Linked DNA regions of Homo sapiens: region 2 is linked to region 1. A link is an interaction called in ENCODE POLR2A ChIA-PET data of the cell type or tissue named here. Cell type or tissue: CD4-positive, alpha-beta T cell. All regions are shown on one strand. Links, peaks and the distances in the headings refer to the core of each region. The heading gives the core; the rest is flanking DNA.

What was found. Peaks named below come from ENCODE experiments on the same cell type or tissue, not always from the same donor. Only the 100,000 strongest peaks of a DNase experiment are listed, where the experiment ranks them.
Region 2: POLR2A ChIA-PET joins it to region 1 with 6 read pairs; 6 of 35 experiments call an interaction of 5 or more read pairs at or near these places.

Annotation. Positions count from the first base shown.
Region 1 is chr2:37,595,800-37,603,770 of GRCh38, forward strand. All of the region lies in intron 1 of LINC03063 (long intergenic non-protein coding RNA 3063), which reads left to right. Among named protein-coding and RNA genes, the nearest start is that of LINC03063, 37 kb to the left of the region's middle. RefSeq lists an enhancer at 4,937-5,026 and a silencer at 7,011-7,060. In CD4-positive, alpha-beta T cell, for the core only: no CTCF peak of the experiment used is centred there; DNase peaks (open chromatin) are centred at 4,072 and 5,182; H3K4me3 peaks cover 2,517 bases; H3K27ac peaks cover 1,600 bases.
Region 2 is chr2:37,456,838-37,464,808 of GRCh38, forward strand. No RefSeq gene overlaps it. Among named protein-coding and RNA genes, the nearest start is that of LINC03063, 100 kb to the right of the region's middle. In CD4-positive, alpha-beta T cell, for the core only: no CTCF peak of the experiment used is centred there; no DNase peak of the experiment used is centred there; H3K27ac peaks cover 1,371 bases.

The DNA of each region.
Region 1 (7,971 bases), core at 2,358-6,357:
AGCATGGAATGTTCTTTCATTTGTTTGTGTCCTCTTTTATTTCATTGAGCGGTGGTTTGTAGTTCTTGAAGAGGTCCTTCACATCCCTTATAAGTTGGATTCCTAGGTATTTTATTCTCTTTGTAGCAATTGTGAATGAGAGTTCACTCATGATTTGGCTCTCTGCTTGTCTGTTATTGGTGTATAGGAATGCTTGTGATTTTTGCACATTGATTTTGTATCCTGAGACTTTGCTGAAGTTGCTTATCAGCTTAAGGAGATTTTGGGCTGAGATGATGGGGTTTTTAAAATATACAATCATGTCATCTGCAAACAGGGGCAATTTGACTTCCTCTTTTCCTAATTGAATACCCTTTATTTCTTTCTCTTGCCTGATTGCCGTGGCCAGAACTTCCAACACTATGTTGAGTAGGAGTGGTGAGAGAGGGCATCCTTGTCTTGTGCCAGTTTTCAGAGGGAATGCTTCCAGTTTTTGCCCATTCAGTATAATATTGGCTGGGGGTTTGTCATAAATAGCTCTTATTATTTTGAGAAATGTTCCATCAATACCTAGTTTACTGAGAGTTTTTAGCATGAAGATCTGTTGAATTTTGTTGAAGGCCTTTTCTGCATCTATTGAGATAATCATATGGTTTTTGTCATTGGTTCTGTTTATGTGATGGATTACGTTTATTGATTTGCGTATGTTGAACCAGCCTTGCATCCCAGGGATGAAGCCGACTTCATCGTGGTGGATAAGCTTTTTGATCTGCTGCTGAATTTGGTTTGCCAGTATTTTATGGAGGATTTTTGCATTGATGTTCATCAGGGATATTGGTCTAAAATTCTCTTTTTTTGTTGTGTCTCTGCCAGGCTTTGGTATCAGGATGATGCTGGCCTCATAAAATGAGTTAGGGAGGATTCCCTCTTTTTCTGTTGATTGGAATAATTTCAGAAGGAATGGTACCAACTCTTCTTTGTACCTCTGGTAGAATTCAGCTCTGAATCCATCTGGTCGTGGACTTTTTTTGATTGGTAGGCTATAATTATTGCCTCAATTTCAGAGCCTATTATTGGTCTATTCAGAGATTCAACTTCTTCCTGGTTTAGTCTTGGGAGGGTGTATGTGTCCAGGAATTTATCCATTTCTTCTAAATTTTCTAGTTTATTTGCATAGAGGTGATTATAGTATTCTCTGATGGTAGTTTGTATTTCTGTGGGATCGGTGGTGATATCCCTTTTATCATTTTTTATTACATCTATTTGATTCTTCTGTCTTTTATTCTTTATTATTCTTCCTAGAAGTCTATTAATTTTGTTGACCTTTTCAAAAAACCAGCTCCTGGATTCATTGAATTTTTGAAGGGTTTTTTGTGTCTCTATCTGTTTCAGTTCTGCTCTGATCTTAGTTATTTCTTGCCTTCTGGTAGCTTTTGAATTTGTTTGCTTTTGCTTCTCTAGTTCTTTTAATTGTGATGTTAGGGTGTGGATTTTAGATCTTTCCTGCTTTCTCTTGTGGGCATTTAGTGTATAAATTTCCCTCTACACATTGCTTTAAATATGTCCCAGATTCTGGTATGTTGTATTTTTGTTCTCATTGGTTTCAGAGAACATCTTTATTTCTGCCTTCATTTCGTTATTTACCCAGTAGTCATTCAGGAGCAGGTTGTTCAGTTTCCATGTAGTTGTGCAGTTTTGAGTGAGTTTCTTAATTCTGAGTTCTAATTTGATTGCAGTGTGGTCTGAGAGACAGTTTGTTGTGATTTCTGTTCTTTTACATTTGCTGAGGAGTCTTTTACTTCCAATTATGTGGTCAATTTTAGAATAAGTGTGATGTGGTGCTGAGAAGAATGTATATTCTGTTGATTTGGGGTGGAGAGTTCTGTAGATATCTATTAAGTCTGCTTGGTGTAGAGCTGAGTTCAGTTCCTGGATATCCTTTTTAACCTTCGGCCTCATTGATCTGTCTAATATTGACAGTGGGGTGTTGAAGTCTCCCATTATTATTGTGTGGGAGTCTAAGTCTCTTTGTAGGTCTTTAAGGACTTGCTTTATGAATCTGGGTGCTCCTGTATTGGGTGCATATATATTTAGGATAGTTAGTTCTTCTTGTGGAATTGATCCGTTTACCATTATGTAATGGCCTTCTTTGTCTCTTTTGATCTTTGTTGGTTTAAAGTCTGTTTTATCAGAGACTAGGATTGCAACCCCTGCTTTTTTTCTTTGCTTTCCATTTGCTTGGTAGATCTTCCTCCATCCCTTTATTTTGAGCCTATATGCATCTCTGCACATGAGATGGGTCTCCTGAATACAGCATACTGATGTGTCTTGACTCTTTATCCAATTTGCCAGTCTGTGTCTTTAACTGGGGCATTTATCCCATTTACATTTAAGGTTAATATTGTTATGTGTGAATTTGATCCTGTCATTATGATGTTTGCTGGTTATTTTGCCCATTAATTGATGCAGTTTCTTTATAGCATTGATGGTCTTTACAATTTGGCATGTTTTTGCAGTGGCTGGTACCGGTTGTTCCTTTCCATGTTTAGTGCTTCCTTCAGGAGCTCTTGTAAGGCAAGCCTGGTGGTGACAAAATCTCTCAGCATTTGCTTGTCTGTAAAGGATTTTATTTCTCCTTCACTTATGAAGCTTAGTTTGGCTGGATATGAAATTCTGGGTTGAAAAGTCTTTTCTTTAAGAAGGTTGAATATTGGCCTCCACTCTATTTTGGCTTGTAGGGTTTCTGCTGAGAGGTCTGCTGTTAGTCTGATGGGCTCCCTTTGTAGGTAACCCGACCTTTCTCTCTGTCTGCCCTTAACATTTTTTCCTTCATTTCAACTTTGGTGAATCTGACAATTATGTGTCTTGGGGTTGCTCTTCTCGAGGAGTATCTTTGTGGCGTTCTCTGTATTTCCTGAATTTGAATGTTGGCCTGCCTTTCTAGGTTGGGGAAGTTCTCCTGTTTAATATCCCGCAGAGAGTTTTCCAACTTGGTTCCATTCTCCCCATCACTTTCAGGTACACCAATCAAACGTAGATTTGGTCTTTTCACATAGTCCCATATTTCTTGGAGGCTTTGTTCATTTCTTTTTACTCTTTTTTCTCTAACCTTGTCTTCTCACTTCATTTCATTAATTTGATCTTCAGTCACAGATACCCTTTCTTCCACTTGATCGAATCGGCTTTTGAAGCTTGTGCATGCATCACAAAGTTCTCGTGCCATGGTTTTCAGCTCCATCAGGTCATTTAAGGTCTTCTCTACACTGTTTATTTTAGTTAGCAATTCGTTAACCTTTTTTCAGGTTTTTAGCTTCCTTGCGATGGATTCGAACCTGCTCCTTTAGCTCAGAGAAGTTTGTTATTACCGACCTTCTGAGGCCTACTTAGGTGAACTCGTCAAAGTCATTCTCCATCCAGCTTTGTTCCATTGCTGGAAAGGAGCTGCGATCCTTTGCAGGAGAAGAGGCACTCTAGGTTTTAGAATTTTCAGCTTTTCTGCTCTGGTTTCTCTCCATCTTTGTGGTTTTATCTACCTTTGGTCTTTGATGTTGGGGACCTACAGATCAGGTTTTGGTGTGGATGTCCTTTTTGTTGATGTTGATGCTATACCTTTCTGTTTGTTAGTTTTCCTTCTAACAGTCAGGTCCCTCAGCTGCAGGTCTGTTGGAATTTGCTAGAGGTCCACTCCAGACCCTGTTTGCCTGGGTATCACCAGTGGAGGCTGCAGAACAGCAAATATTGCAGAACAGAAAATATTGCTGGCCTGATCCTTCCTCTGGAAGCTTCATCCCAGAGGGGCACCCGCCTATATGAGGTATCTCTTGGCCCCTACTGGGAAGTGTCTCCCAGTTAGGCTACACGGGAGTCAGGGACCCACTTGAGGAGGCAGTTTGTCCATTCTCAGAGCTCAAACACCATCCTGGGAGAACCATCGCAGTCTTCAGAGCTGTCAGACTCGGGCATTTAAGTCTGTAGAAGTTGTCTGCTGCCTTTTGTTCAGCTATGCCCTGACCACAGAGGTGGAGTCTATAGAGGTGTTAGGCCTTGCTGAGATGCGGTGGGCTCCACCCAGTTTGAGCTTCCTGGCTGCTTTGTTTACCTACTCAAGCCTCAGCAATCGCAGACGTCCCTTCCCCAGCCAGGCTGCCACCTCGCAGTTCAATCTCAGACTGCTGTGCTAGCAGTGGGGAAGGCTCCGTGGGCATGGAAACTGCCGAGCCAGGCACAGTAGAGAATCACCTTGTCTGCCGGTTGCTAAGACCTTTGGAAAAGTGCAGTATTTGGGTGAGAGTGTCCTATTTTTCCAGGTACAGTCTGTCACGTCTTCCCTTGGCTAGGAAAGGGAAATCCCCCGACCCCTTACACTTTCCGGGTGAGGCAACGCCCCACTCTGCTTCAGCTCACCCTCCATGGGCTGCACTCACCTTCCAACCAGTCTCAATGAGATGAACCAGGTACCTCAGTTGGAAATGCAGAAATCACCCGTCTTCTGCGTCAATCACGCTGAGAACTGCAGACCAGAGCTGTTCCTATTTGGCCATCTTGGAACCGGTCTGAGTCTGTTTTAGCCAGATCAAGTACTTGGTAAGTTATTCTACAGTGTGAAGCAGTTTTCCTTTGGGTACTTGGTGTTTCATTATTATTTAGTTCTTTGTCCTTCCTTTTCTCTCTTTCTTCCTTATCACATAAAATGTATATAATTGCCTGCCATATCAATACTTCTTTTTTTAAAGTTTGGGTGGTTCTGTCTAGGCATTCTATTTGCTCTGATGTACAGAGGGTTATTTCTTGATTTTTTAAAACATTATATATGACAATTTTGTTTGCTCCTCAGAGCTATAGGTTGGTGCCTGAGTATCCTTGTGTTCTACTCATTCTTTTACACACCAAGAGAATAGTAACAGAAGGAGAAAGCTCAGCTGTGTTAGGTTATTTCCACTCTTTGTTAAAGAATTGAGCCCTGCTCATTTTCTGGAACTTTGTTGATGGTCCTGTGTCAAGACCTACTTGAGGGATATTTTCCTTTCTTGTGGAAATGTAGCCTTGGCTCCTTAGACCATAGAGCTGTGGAGCTTTCTTTTCTGTAGGGTCAGTCCCTATTTCATTCTCTTTTCCCCACCAGTATCTTCTCCCCCAGTTCCTCATTTGGAAGGAAAAAGATAATGACTCAGTTAATTTCTTTTGAGGTTTCAGTTCATCAATTCAGAAGTACAACTTCCGGGGGTTTGGGCACAAGTAAAAGCAAGGCTGTGCACCCTCTCTGTTTCATTTCACAGTCTTCAGTATCTTTCCTTATTTTCCAGTTTTTGGAGTTTATGCATTAAGCATCCCCCCTTTTCCTGTTTTGTGGCTGCTAGTGACTTCTCCTCTAGCTTTTAGGTTTTATAATTTTTAAAAATTCCCCTCTCTTCCATGTTGTTAGATACTGGAAAGGGAAATACTGTGACTCGGTTTTAATCTGCAATCTTAAAGTGAAGGCAGGATATGCCAAAAATTATATTCAAGAAATACAACAGATAATTTAGTTGTAAATTCCATATCATAACCAGTTAAAAGGGAGGGAGTTGGAACGAGAAATATGATGAGAATTTGAGAGACTATAATAAAAAAATCAAGAGAATAAAAGAATAACAGAGAAGAGAGTGAAATAATTTAAAAAGAGGAAAATTCAGTTGGTTCTGATGATGCTTTGGTTGGTAGTATCATCTTTTTAGACTGAGGGCATTGGTGTTGGTAATGCATTATCACTGTGCTTTGAAAATCTGGTAGGCTTTTCAACTTTTGAAAAACGATCCTTCCTGTTCTGGGAAATAATTTGGTTGTTTTTATTCTAAAACTTTAAAGTTTATGTTTGAAATAAAGTCTTATTTTTCTATGTAACCTTGAAATCTTTACAGATGTTTGAAGCAGTGACTTGGATTTTAAAATTTATTTTGTAATCTGAGATTCATTGACCGATGTGCCAACTATTCTGAAAGTTCCTGCTCTCCTGTATCACAGACTGTAGCATTAGAGAGTACTAAGAAAGCAGTGAACAGCTAAACATTGGGAGGGAGGAAATGGTTAGGGTGGTAATGGAATCAGAATCAGGGAGAGAAGTGGGATCAGATACTGGGTGCAGGGAAAAGGTGGGGTTGGGGACCCAAATGGCTTGAAAACATCTACTAAGGGATTTTATGGAAACTGCACAAAGAAGAAAGTCAAGTGTCTAGGTAAAAGTCAGCAGCCAGTAGAGCCACAGAGAACAAGAAAAATGTGGACTGAAAATCCGTGCGTATTAAGAAGGAGTGAAACCTGAGATGGCTTGTTTTCTGTCAACTTTATTCTATCTTAACTATGGGAAGTATCAGCTGTGAGATAGAAAACTTGCAATAATAAGATATGATACTTCTGGCTGTGTGGATAGAGACAGAGAAACAGAGAGGGAAAGAGAGAGAAGGAGAATGCACATCTTATTCCTTTGATGTCACCAAACTGTCTGACATATTTCCCTTCTCTGACATGGTAGGTGTGTCTCAAGATTACATTCATTTTGAATCAGCATTTATGAATATTTGATTTTTAAAATTTTCTTTTTGAATTTAGTGTTTGAGATTGAATTTAAAGCTATATTGAGGTAAAACTTCCAAACAACCAATAAACTTTACTCATTTAAAAAATGCAATTTGATGAGTTTTGGCAAATGTGTATTCCTGTGAAACCAACACAATCAAGATACCATATGTTGCCATCAAGACATGGAACATTTCTACCTGCTTTGTAACTTATTTCTTTTTCTACATCCTTCTCAATGTATTTTTTAACTACTCCTAATATTGTGGTAACAAGATATGCCTGGGATTTGAAAAAAATGGAAAAACATGTTTGGCAATTTAAACATATTAATCACAGTTGTTTTCACGTTTGTGCCTGATAATTTTAATATCTGAATTAGTTTTGTCTTTTTCCCTCTGGTTTTTCAGACAGTAGTCTGATATTATGGTTTGTTTTGTAAATTTTGATTGAGTCCAGACATTATATGTGAGAAAATTAAAGTGACAAGTTGAAAGTGGAGGCTCACAATAAGGTTTCCTTCCTCCAGTGAGGGTTTAGAACAGAAAGTGATCAGCTTAATCCAGTTTGGCACCATTCTGATTTGAAGCAAGGTTTTGGTATTACTAAGGGCCAGTCTATTTCTAGTTTCACCTTTATTCCTAAGGTGAAGCCCTTCAGAGGTCTTTTCTGAAAGCTGGGTTTATTGATTTATCCAGGATCTTCCATCCTGGTGAGCTCTGAAGTTCTATTATTTGTCTCCCATTCTTTTGAAGTTCTGAAAGTGCTATTTATCTTCTCAATGTCTCTACCAATGCTTATGAAATGACAAATGCCTTGGGTGAAAAGTATCACTGATTGTCTGATTCACCTCAATATTCTTCTCTTCTTTTTAAAATCTTGGCCCTTCAAGTCCTGGCTGCCTTGGTAGCTCTCTGATTACTTCAAATACACACACACACACACACACACACACACACACACACACACACACTTGAACTGTTTTCTCTTTTTGTATTTTCTTAATATGTGCTTCATTATTTCATTATCAATCCAGTTATCCAAACTAGGAATCTGGGTATCATCTTTCATTCCTCCTTCATTGTCTGTATACAAGTAATCACCAAATTCTATTTTACCATCTAAATATTTCTCTAATCTCTCCCCTCCCCTATATCTCTACTACTAGGTTACTATTTCAATTTGGAACTCAAAATTTACTTTCTTTGAGAAACAATGTTCTAAACAATTGGTAAATTCTCAGGCAAGTCTACAAAAGTCATTACCTATTTGAAATGCTGTCACCGCATGAGCCATAAACTCTCCCAACTCCAAGTTCTGAGGGCTCTTGATCTCTGAGTCTCATATCTTTTCTAAGTCTAGAATTCTAAGATCCAGCCCAAATGTAAATACCATGAGCCAGTTGGATGAATGAATAAAGGGAAAGAAAGGGATAAGAAC
Region 2 (7,971 bases), core at 2,254-6,253, 140 kb before region 1:
ATCCCCAGAGATTCTGATTTAACTGGAGTGGGACTTAGGGTCTCTAGTTTTTGAAAGCTCCTCAAGCGATCTCAACATGTTGCCAAGGATGAAAATTGGACACATTCCGTCTGCCCCGTTTTCAAGGGGGTGGGGCATATGCTGTGATTCCCAGGCTTCTACAGCCTCATCCAATTTGATTCTCTCAAGACCTGTGGGATAGAAGGTATCATGACCTTAGAGATGAAAGCCTGAGACTGCATTTGGCCTGTGAGCTGGGAGGGGTCTGTTAGTAGGCAGAAGGTTTAGGTAGAAACAAAGGCCAGACTTGCTATAAGGAAATCAGGAAGGAATGATATTGTTTTCTTGCTTTTTAAGGCAGACAGGATTTCATTCATTTGTTCATTGAACAATATTTATTGAACAGCTCCTCCATGCCAAGTGCTGCACCAGGGGATGGGTTAAGACGTAGCCCTTGACACGTGGCACCCTCTGGGGCTCAGCCTTGGGTAGCGATTCTTTGGAGAAGTGTGCATTGTCAGAGCATTGTGGAACTGGAAAAGACACTGCCAGGGACAGTTTTCTTCGCCTACATGACTCATATACTGAAAGAATGAAACTAATTTCTTCTTCCATTTAAAATTAAGCCTAGTCAGAATTTGTAATCTTGCTGGGATGTAAGTTTACAAGCCATAGCAAGGGATAATCATGGCAAATTTGAACTATGGCTTGATGACCAGGAAGAGAGAACATATCGCGCTAGACCCACGAATTCCACTGACGGCTCTGACACCCACGAAGTCCATCCATCTCTGTGCAGGGACATTCCACTAAACAAAGCCAATTGATATCTCACATTCTGAAGATTTTTCAAATATTATTACTAAGGCATTTTCCCTTGTTTTGTTTTAATTCAAGTGGGTTTTTATTTGAGACTTAGAGGTCATAAGTTTTATATCCTCAGGCTCGATTTAAAACCTGGCCACAACAGATAGTAAACAGCGGTCTCATTTTCTTGTAACAATAGTTCATGACATTGTGGTAAGAAACTACACTTGGCAGCTGAACATAACAAAAAACGCATGGTCTTTGGAGTTGAACTGGCCCAAATACGAATCCTGTTCTGTCATTTACTTTGTTGGGATCCAGGGCAAGTTACTTAAGCATTTTAAGCCTCTGTTTCTTCATTTTCAAAATGGGTATAGCAATGTGAAAGAGTATATATATGCCTTAAACAGTGGCTAGTATGTAATTGGTTTTTGAAAAATATTCCTTTCTCCATGTGTAATGACATGACACGTGGCACATCTCAGGACCCTGGTTTAAGGAGATGTGAAGCACATAGAAGGTCTTAGTTGAAATTTTGCATTGGAAAAGGAGATCTTATAATCTCCACCATGAATTATAAATATCTAAGGAAGAGAAACAGTGTGTTTCTTATGCTTGCAAATTGCCTTTAATCTTGTATGCTTGTGAATAGTTGAATGACAGGCAGACACAACGGCTTTACGTTCAAGTGACAAGACAAACAATAATACCTGTCAATAGAGACTTACCTCTGTGCCATACACTTTACATATCTTATTATTATTTTTTAAAGACAGAGTCTTGCTCTGTTGCCCAGGCTGGAGTGCAGTGACATGTTCACAGCTCACTGCAGTCCTGACCTCCTGGTCTCAAGCAATCCTCCCACCTCAGCCTCCTGAGTAGCTGGAACCACAGGCAAGCGCCACCACGCCCAGCTGATTTATTTTTATTTTTGTAGAGATGAGGTCTCACTATGTTGCCCAGGCTGGTCTCAAATTCCTGGGCTCAAGTGATCTTCCTGCCTCAGCCTCCCAAAGTGCTATTTTATCCTCATAATAACTTTTAAGAGAGGTGTTATCTCTATTTGCAAATAAGGAAACTAAACAGTAGTCAGGTTAATTGTCTTTCCCAAAGTTACACAACCAGTGGTAGAGGTGGGATTTTAAGCCAAAAATTGTCAGTAAATCATTGTAGATGGTGGCTATCATATTAAGAAGGCTATTTCTTGACTAAGCTCGGTCATGAGATTAGCATTCCAGTACCAACATGCTGGACACTTGCTGAATAGATGAACACATAGAATCAGTGCCTGCAAGCAGGGTGTGCCTAGTTATCCAGCAGGATGATTTCCTGGATGAGGGTTCGAGCCAAGTGAATGGGGTAATGGCCCCTAACAAACCCAGGGCCCTTGGGTCAGTGGCATCTACAATGCAATGATTACATGCTAATAATTTCAGTATTTGCATTATAGTTCAGGAAATAGAAGAACAAGTCTTTTCTTATTGCTTTGCCTTTGTTGGACATTTTGGTTGAGTACAATTTTTCCTTATCACCTTCTGAATACTTTCTGAAATACTTTCAACTGCAATTCGACTTTCAGTCTTTGCAAGTGTATCCATTGGGTGATATGTATGGTGTTATGACATTTATGTTCTAATGACACATAAGGGCTTCCAGATTTGTAGTAAGTCTAGAATTCATCTCCAGTGACTACACTGAGCAAAAACAGAATATGCACTTTGTAATGATAAAAATTCTTAGTAATGGTTCTGTAATTAGCCTAATGATTTCAACAACTGATCTTTAATATGCATGAGCTTAATTCCTGTTAAGAGCAGAAATCTCAGATTCCTCTCAAGGTCTCCCTTCATACTTATCTTCAGTAATTTAATAAATGTGTATGAGTCTATAGTTGCTCATGTTTTCTCCATTTATATGCATTTATCTGGGTCAGCATGTGGTTAGAGTGATGACATACAAAGGAAATTCAGGCCTCTTGTCTCAGAGCCAGAGGCCTGTATAAACATTCCTGTGTCTGAGATTTGGGGGTTGGAGAAGGTCTCTGGACCTGTCCCCTCAAAATGTCAGGAGCTTACTGCATCTCCCAAAAGGATAGTGCCTAGAAAATGTAGACTTTGTTGATAAAAAATACATAGTGATCATTACATTGACATTTGAAGTATCTGGTTCTTTTCAGATTAGGCAGATGATAGTAAAAGGTCATTGGTGGTGTTGATGAAGGAGAGAGTGGTTGATGAGTAGGATATTAATAATGGCCCTTTACTGAGGCAAGCAAACAGAACCTAACAGACAATATATAGGCAAATACTGTTAAAAACACGGCGACACAAAAACTCACAGGGCTCCACAGAAATACAAGCAAAAACAAACTCCAGACCTCTTGGCTTAACATAATTCCAGAAAAGACCCAGTAAGGATCTGGATAAAGTGTCCATGGCCAAGAGGAACTGAAAAAGTCAGATTCCAGGGGTCCTCACATTTCTGGTTTCCCATTAGATTTTATCTCCCATCTCAAGCAGTAGGATCTGGCAAGAGGGATACAAAAGACTCTGCAATTCAACTTTCAGAAGAGCTGGGGGAAGAAGCAAGGCCATGCCTCTCTGTTAGTAATCCTCTGTGCTTTAGACCACAGTGTGAGAATTTGGAGGTGAGAGGGCAAAAGGAGGTTGCAGCAGGAATCTTGGCCTGGGATCAGTTTGAGGGAGTTTTGCATAAAGGTATTTACTTTGGGAAGATAATATTAGCTCAATTATTTCCCATGGAAACTGGAAAATAAACTCCCACTTTAAACTAAACACATGCACATACTTAGTTTCTGTTTGCACTCTTTCCCTGACTAGTGAGTGAGAAAGGTCTGTGTGTGTGTGTCTGTGTGTGTGTGTGTGTGTGTGTGTGTGTGTGTGTGAGTGTGTATGCTTCTTTGTGGCCCTATTTTTGCTTTGCTTCAACTTATTTCGTCATTTCATGCTTGCTGCCTAGCAGACATGGATGGGTGGATTTTGATCAGAGTTAAAGGCAGTTTGCCCACTATCTGCCATGGTGGGACTTATGCCTGCCAGTCGGTAGGCCTCCCTGAAGTTCATCTTGTCTTGTCAAAATGCTGATGCATCAAGATTGATGTGTTTTGAGTAGGAATTATTTTTCAAAGCCTTGTTTGGGCCAGTTCTGGTCTGGTGCCATGTCTTACATAGTGTATATCATGAATCTTCACTGAGAAAGAAACAAGCCTGTGTTTCTGAAGTGTCCTTCAGCTTAGGTTTGCCCATACACTTTTGGTAAAATTCCTTTTCCAGAAGCCTCAGAGTGAGTCCAGGATACAGAAAAAGAGGAGTGTATCATGCTTGTGGGTTTAACAGTTTATCTGTCACCACCTCCTCCCCACCCCATGAAAAGGCCAAGCTGTCTCACTGGGGATAATTTAATGCCACTCTTCTAGGATAACAGAGAGTCACTTAATGCATGTATTTAGTCAGTCTTTGAAGTAAAGGAAGGTGTGTCGATTTCTGTGTAGAAGCGGTATGCCCAAAGGAGTGGAGTGGTTCTACTCCTCCTCCTTCACCTCCTCCTTCCATTAATTTTGAGCACTGCATAAAGCATGGTATTATTGAGGATGTTGCTGGGGATGTTGTTCCATTTATTTTTACTACATATCAAATCACTGCATAGTTTTTGTAGGTTAGAAAGTTGTAAAGGGCTGTGATGAGTGGTTCTGGAAGGGTGTGTCTCCTGCAGGAACCTATAGGAGCTTGGGTCTGGCTTGGCATCTCTCTCTCTCTCTCCATGTAGTCTCAGGGTATCTCCATGTGATCTTTCCATTTGGGATAATTTGGGCTTCCTCACAACGTGGTGGCTTCGGGGAGGTAGACTGTTAAATGATAAATCAGGGCTTCAGCGCTAGTGCACCAGTGAACTAGGGGGAGGCATCAACTTTCCTAACAGCCTTGGAAATCATGTAGTATTACGTCTGTTGCATTCTGTTGGTTCTAAGCAAGTCAGTGTACTCAGAGATAAGGAAAATGGATACTGACCCTACTTTTTGATGGGAGGAGTATCAAGGTAATATTGTAGAAAAGCATGTGCCATCTTTGGGGGATACAATTTGTCATAGGAATAGCTCTATTCAAGAAAAAATAATCACAGTAAAGACAGTCCAACTGGCAATAGTCCTTTCGGGAAATTCTGTGATCTCAAAATGTTGCATGCCAGTTTGAATGGTAAAATATACACTGACCTTTCTGTGAAATCATTTTTTTTTACTTTAAAATGTTATATTGTGGTATACTTTACATTCAATAAAATAAACACATCTTAAATATACAGTTTAATAAATTTTGATAAATGTTTGCACTCGTGTGACAACCACCCCTGTCAAAACACAGAATACTTCATCACCCCCAAAATTCCCTTGTGCTCTTATGGAGTAAACCCTTGCTGTCTTTGGTCTCAGGCAATTTCTGTGTTGTTTTCTGTTACTATTGATCAATTTTACCTGTTTTAGATTTTCACGGAATCTGACAGCATATACTCTTTTGTCGGCATAATAGTTTTGAGATTCACTCATTTTGTTGTATGTAATGTAAATCAACATTATTTCTGAGTAATATGCCATAGAATGAATATACTGTAATTTGTTTATCCATTCTCCAGTTGATAGACATTTGGGTTGTTTATTGTTTTTGGCTATTATGAATAAAGCTGGTATGAATATTCATGTACAAATGCTTATGTAGACATACCCTTTCATTTCTCCTGGATTAATACTAAGGAGTGGAATTGCTGGGCCATATGGGAAATTTATGTTGAACTTTCTGAGAAACTGTCATTCTGTTTTCCACAGTGGTTGTTCCATTTTACATTCTCACCAACAACATAAGAAAGTTTCTGTAACTTTACATCCTCACTGTACTTGGGTATGTCAGTCTTCAATTTTAGATAATCCAGTGTGTAGTGCTTTAAATATACATTTTCATGATGATCAGGATGTTGAGCATATTTTCATTCATTTATTAGACATTTATATTTCTCCTTTTGTAAACTATCTGTTCAAATCTTCTGCCCATTAAGCATTTTAAAACATATTTTTCCTGTTGGATTATAGTTCTTTAAATAGTCTCAATACAAGACCTGCAGTAGGTATGTATATGGTGAATATTTTTTTTCCCAGTCTGTGGATTGCCTGTTTATTCTTTTATGATATCTTTGGACTAGAAGTCATTAATTTTGATAATGTTTCATTTATACTTTTTCATTTTATGGTTTGTTCTTTTTATCTGTTATGTCTAAAAAAATCTTTCCTACCCCATAGTCACAAAGATTTTCTTCTGCATATTTTTCTAGAAGTCTTACAGTTTTAGCTTCAATTTCTATGATCAATTTTTGTTTATAGTGCGAGGTAAGGGTCAAGGTTTATTTGTTAAAAATATGGGATCTGGTTTTTCAAGAACTGTGTTGAAAACACTATCCTTTACTTATTGAATTATCTCTACATCCTTGTTAAAAGTCAATTTACCATTGGGTAGTTATATTTTTTGACTGCCTATTGTGTTCCATTTATTTATATGTCTATCCTTATGTAAATATCACACTGTCTCCATTTCTGTAGCTTTATAGAAAGTCTCAAATTCCTTTCTAAAATTGCTTTTACCAATCTTGGTTCTTTGCATTATATCACCATAAATTTCAAAAACACCCTGTCAATTTCTTTTAAAAAGCTTCCTGGGATTTTTATTAGAATTCCATTGTATCTATAGATCACTTCAGGGAAATTTATCGATTTATAATGTTGAATCTTTTGATTCATGAACATAGTATATCTCTTCATTTATTTAGGATTTTAAACATTTATTTCTTACACAGTTTTTGTTAGATTTATGCTTATTTTATGTTTTGATCCTATTGTAAATAACATTGTTTTAAGTTTCATTTTTGAAATTATTCATTGTGCTAGTATACAGAGGTAAAAATGGTTTTTATATTAATCCTGTATCTTGCAACCTTGCTGTATTCATCTATTAGTTGCAATAGTTTTTATTATGGATTCTTTAGGGGTTTCAATATGTACAATCATGTCATCTGTGAATAAAGGAAGTTTTATATTTTCCTTTCTAATCTGTATGCCTTTTATTATCTTTTTCTTGCCTTACTGTATTGGTCAGGACCTCCAATACAACTTTGAATGGAAGTGATAAGAGCATGCATCCTTGCCTTCTTTCTGATATTAGAGGGAAAACATTCAATTAAGTGTGATGTTAGCTGTAGATTTTTTTTTTTTGGTAGATGCCTTTTATTGGGTTGAGGAAATTCCCTTTTACTCTTAGTTTGCTGGGGGATTTAAAAATAATTATGCCTGGTTTTTGAATTTCCCAGTGCTTTTTATGTATCTATGGGAATGGTTATAGAGTTTTTCTGGTTGATTCTGTTGATATAGTGTATTGCATTAATTATTCTCTAATGGCAAACCAACTTGCATTCCTGAGACAACTCCCATTTGGTCATGATGTATTATCTTGTTGCAGTGTCTATCAATGGAGTGTCTATCTTGAGGTCGCAGTAAAGATATTGGCTAGGATTGAAGTTATCTGAAGCTTTGTCTGGTTGAAACTTTCTGCTTCTAGGAAACTTCTTGCTAAAAGTCACATGACTGTGTTTGGCAGCAGATCTTTCTTTACCGATGAACCTGTTTTCTCAGTGTGACAGCTAGATTCCCCCAGAGTGAGTGATTGGGTATGTTGTCAGGGAGGGAGGAGAGAAGAGAAAAAGAGCCAGAGTGAGAGTGAGGGAGACTGAAAGAGACTTTTGTTTTTCTGTTTTCTATTTCATTGACTTCTGCTTTTATTATTTTCTTCCTTGTATTCATTTAGTGGTCACTTTTGGTCTTCTTTTTTAGCTTCTTGAGTAGGAATATTAGATTGTTGATTTTTAAAATGTATTCTTTCTCATGTAAGCATTTAAGAGTACAGATTTCTCTTTAAGCCTACTTGAGTTGCATCTTATACATTCTGATGTGCTGGGTATTTGCCATCATTTAAAATACTTAAAAGTTTCTCTTGAAATTTCTTCTTTGGTGTATGGCTTATGGACTATTTAAAAGAGTTTTTACTTAATTTCAAAAAAGTAAGGATCTTACAGTTATATTTTTGTTATCCATTTCTAATTTATTTCCAT